Regions from separate parts of the Homo sapiens genome. Here region 2 is linked to region 1. Evidence: read pairs that join two places in POLR2A ChIA-PET (ENCODE). Cell type or tissue: Panc1. All regions are shown on one strand.

Region 1 (2,500 bases):
TAAGTGGAATGTTATTCTCTCCCACAAAAAGAATTTCATACTTCTCATCAGTAGATCTGTATTACCAAAAATTGTGCTCAATAATTGTCATTGGATTTTAAATTTTGTCAATTAAAAAATTCTGTGGAAATTTGTTTTCTCTCTTGTTATCCAAGTGCCTACATAATATCCGTGATGTTGCCTCTTGGCCTGCAAAGCCTAAAGTATTTACTATCAGCCATTTACAGAAAAAATTTGCCAATCCTTGCTCTACTGAATTCAAGAGCTCATTTAGGTTCACTCTTGGACGTTAATATCTGTTGGTGGAGAGGGGGAGGGGAAGTTAACAGTATGTTGGAACAGGGCAGGAAGGAAGTGAAAAAGGAAGTAGGGAGTGGACAGAAGTGTAGGAGATTTTAAAAGTAAACATATAGATCCATCTCTGAATGAAAAATAATAATAAATGTACCTACTACTACCTAACTCTCTTAAAAAAACCTAGGAGTCATAAACCAAAAGAGATATGAGGAGCCACATTCCAGTTCTAACTTAAGCAGTCATAACATAAAACATTAAATATTTATTGAACATCTTTTTATTATACCAGCCATTGTGCTGGGTGCTAATGACAACCAAGACAGACAAGATCCCTCCCTTCACGGAGCTGACAAAGAAGTAAACTTTTTTAAAAAAAACAACATTGTCAATCTATGATACGTCTCTATTCCCAAAAGAAGAAACAACCATCCTATGTAATTGCAATGTGTTTTTGGTAACATTTTCAGTTTGAAAACCAGGATATTTTATCTTAATTGCCCCATAAGTGAATGAATTACATGAAAAAATCAAGTTCTCAAACACATTCTGTTGAGGACTAGAAATGAAACAAGCCCTCCTAGAAACTTGGAGTTCTTTCATCCAGAAGTCTAGTCATGGATGCACAACTAAGACCATCAGTCCCAGAAGCTACTTCTCACAGAGGATGACAGGTCAATGTCACACATCACATGTCTCACTAATGCTTTTGAACTGGGTAATATAGTGTAATAAATAGGAGTGTGGTCTCTGTGCTTCAATCTCAGATCATTTACTTACTAGTATAATCTTGAAAATTTACTTAACCTTTCTAAGCCTCAATTTCCTCACCTATAAAGTGGAGATTATAGTATTACCTAATTGTATTTAATGTAATAGACATATCAAACAAGAGATCCTACATAAAGCCCGTCGTAGTATCTCTATCATATAAGTGCTCAACAAATGTTAGTTATTATTGTCCTTGCCAATACCAATCTCAGTAACACATGTTCATAGGGCTTGCTTAATTTGTCACATGGCTAAACCAACACATTAAAAACATACTGCTGTAGTCTCTGAAAACCAGATGACAGTTTTCAAATTAAATGAAACACTTCAAAATACCTGGGGATGAATTTATAATTGAATATTTAAGGTTCTTTAGAACCAACTACATAGTAAGATTTTATTTGGAGGTAACAGTGATTTTTCTTCTTCTAAAAGCTGACATCCTAGGAGAAATCCCAGCCTAAGAATGAGATCAGGATCTTCTGCTTCTAGTGTTAACATCCATAAGAATTAAGAATGCTTGCTTCAGCTATTTCATAGGGGTACTTCAAGAATCAAATGAAATGGACTCTATGAAAATGCTTCCTCAGCTATTTTATAGGGGTACTTCAAGAATTAAATGAAACAACCTCTATGAAAATGGTCTCAAAAGAATGCCCAAATGTAAATAAAAATAAATGTTATTAACCATTTATTCTTGCACAGTTACCAAGTCAGCTCATTTACTCTTTAACACACAAAAAAAAATGATGCCACAAAGAAATGAAGGATAGCAGGGGTGGTAAACAGGATCACGCTCTCTTGGCATCACGTTTCCAGAATATTTATTATTTATTTTTACAAATGTGTCTAATATCCAAGTACAAGCACCCCACGGGTGACAGAGCTTGCCATATCTGCAGCAAAATAATTATTTCTATTATGCACTCCCTTAACCATTAAAATAATTTCTAGCTAGTTGACAAACACCTGCAATATAGTTTTAGCATTATCTAGACTACATTTAAATCAAGTTGATTTGAATCATGATTTAAATCAGTCAAGAAAAACTATTATCTTCTAAAATTAAAAAATGCATGCTTATTTTTTGCCATAATGGTAATATACACACTTCATAAAGCTCATAGATACATGTACGTATACTGCTTTTAAACAGAAAATATTATTTTTAAGTGGTGTAAAAAATCTTTTCAAATGTTATCATTATTTTTATTTTTAATATTACCAACCAGCCCTTACTTATGCATACATATCTTACGTAATGAAAACCATACTCCATAACTTTTAATGCATTTTTCTCATATTTTATAGCTGCATTACTCTAATATAGGCCGGGCGCGGTGGCTCACGCCTGTAATCCCAGCACCTTGGGAGGCCGAGGCGGGCGGATCACGAGGTCAGGAGATGGAGACCATCCTGGCTAACACGGTGAAAC
Region 2 (2,500 bases), 98 kb before region 1:
CCATTAGTTATTTTTCCTGATCCCTCCTTCCAACCTCCTCCCTCCAAAAGGCCCCAGTGTGTGTTGTTCCCCTCTATATGCCCATATGGGTTCTCATTATTTAGCTCCCACTTATATCTTAAGGGAAAGATTCTTTCAGGCCTTTTAACCCCAAATTTTACCTTTCTTTCTCATTCATGAAACCACATTGTCTTGTTGGTTTCATCTAACAACTTAGTGACCATTTTTCTTCTCTTTCTTACATACAGTTCTACTTTCCTTTCCTTCTATTGAATTTCTCTTCTTCCTTCTTTACCCAACTGAGATAAAATAGTTTCTTGAACTCCAAACACTCTTTGTCTCTAAATTCTCTGATTAGAAATAAGATGCTAGCCAAGCTTTATTTCAGGTCAGAGCAGTCTTTATTCTGATTTGGAAAACTAAAACTGTGTGTAGTGGGGAGGGGCGGGAAAAGTAGGGGTAGAACAGTCCAGACATGCAGGTGGGATCTTTAAGTAGGACTCATAACAACAGCCCTTAAGAAACAGGAAGGAGACCTGAAGCTGCAGAGTCATTCATTTGAGCTTCAGATTATTCGCTTTCCTAACTAATCAATAATTGTTATAATTAAAATTGATAGCTGCAAATAACATGACAGAGGGCTTCTGCCAGAATACTGATTGTGTCTTTGGCTTGGAAAGATAGGCAGCAGCGTGGAACACTTATTTTCCAATTTGCTTTTAGCTGTGTGCAAATTGCTTTAGCTGTATCCAGCTGATTTAGACCTTGCCTGGAGGTGCACTAGATTAATTGGGAGCCACACATTCATTGTTTACAGAATGGACTCTGTAATTGGCGAAATTTGTTAGTGCCAGTTATAAAATAACTATATAGTTCTGTTTTTAGCTGTCATTTCATTACTCTTTCTGTTAGAGGGGAGGGGGGACAATTAGAACCCATCTGATGATTAAGATGGGCGCTTTTACATAAGGATTCAAAGGAACATGTCTACAGTCAATATTTTATCCAAGCAAACGTTAGTGTGAATATGGTATTGATTTTTTTCAAAAACTGAAAAAGTACTTGAGCACATAAAAGAATTTTTTCATCTTTGTTGTGACTGAGCCTTAGATAAGAGAGCCTATTTTGTTAGAACTATCAGCAGATTTTTCAAAATGATTCTTTGTTCTCTCTTCTAACTTCATTGGGTTAAATAGAACGAGCACTCTTTCTTGCTTACTGCAAATGAAAGAAATAAGAAAAATCCTGAAGTCACACTCAGGTGCCCTCCAGTTTGTCTTGTTTCTCCCACTTTCTTCTTTGGGTCACAGGGTACCATGGGGACATCCACACTGCCGACTTAAAATACCAGATGAATATGAATGAATATGAAAGTCATTTTTGGCAGAAGGGCATTTTTTAAGAGAAAAACCAGGTAGGCCAAGGACAAAACATAAGTTATAATTACAGATTAGGAAAACAAAAGTTTTTTTTTAGTCCCTTAAAAAGTGTCTTATGTCAATAGACTTAAATATGCGAAATGGTAAATTACATCTCCCACACAACTCGTAGATGTTGCAACGCATGCCAAATTGTACATGCTATTCTCACACATATTCAAAAACCATATATATACACAGAGATGTCACTCAGGACTCTGTCACCTGAGTGACAAAATCCCAACTCAAACTCATTTAAGTAAACAAACAAAGGAGTGGAAGAAGAGTGTGTTTATTAGTTTAGGTAACTAAAAAGTACAGAAGGAGACTGTTAGACACTACCGGATTTATGGGTTCAAAAAGGTATCATGACTCTCTTCTTCCATTTCTTGGCTCAATCTTATTGCCTGCTAGCTTCACTTTCAGAAAAGCTCTTACCCCATGGAGGTCCCTGTCAGACCCAGATTTATATTATATCTGTTCAGCAACTGCAATAAAAAGAAGATGATTCTTTCCTAATAGTTTCAGCAAAATCTCAGACCTATAGTGAGTTACTTGCCCACTTCCTGAACCACACATTATGGCCAGAAGGGTAGAGTATGCTTATCAACCACACCTGAGCCATGTGCTCGCCTGGGCTTAGAGTGAAGGAGGGCAGTCCCCCAAAGGAACACTGAGGTACTGTTACCAAAGAAAGTAGAAATGGACACCAGGCAGGGACAACAAAAAATGGCCACAACCCTACCCACACAAAAGTTACAGTAAACTATTAGGATCCTTAGTAGTACTGCTTAAACTTTTCATTCATTGGTGTCTTTGGGATCTCATTAAAACTAAACATCTTTTCCTGCAGAAAAATGCCTATGTGACCATGTCATGCAAGATGTTGCTTGCTATTTCAGATGGGTTCATGAATCCCTAGAGCCCAACCAGTAACACAGAAACTAGAAATCTTTCTGAAGGAAAAGATGCTTTTTAAAGTATCCCGTATTGTATCTAAGTCCCACAATTTTAGGTTTTTCTTTTCCTTCCAATGGCCTTTTTTCCCCCGAAGTAATTTTGTTTGTGAAGAATTCCTCCTA

Evidence for each region. ChIA-PET counts read pairs that join two places held together with the same protein. Peaks named below come from ENCODE experiments on the same cell type or tissue, not always from the same donor. Only the 100,000 strongest peaks of a DNase experiment are listed, where the experiment ranks them.
Region 2: POLR2A ChIA-PET joins it to region 1 with 28 read pairs; 4 of 35 experiments call an interaction of 5 or more read pairs at or near these places.

Annotation. Positions count from the first base shown.
Region 1 is chr5:124,713,468-124,715,967 of GRCh38, forward strand. All of the region lies in intron 2 of ZNF608 (zinc finger protein 608), which reads right to left. Among named protein-coding and RNA genes, the nearest start is that of ZNF608, 32 kb to the right of the region's middle. In Panc1, no CTCF peak of the experiment used is centred here; no DNase peak of the experiment used is centred here; H3K27ac peaks cover 2,146 bases.
Region 2 is chr5:124,615,952-124,618,451 of GRCh38, forward strand. No RefSeq gene overlaps it. Among named protein-coding and RNA genes, the nearest start is that of ZNF608, 130 kb to the right of the region's middle. In Panc1, no CTCF peak of the experiment used is centred here; no DNase peak of the experiment used is centred here; H3K27ac peaks cover 2,099 bases.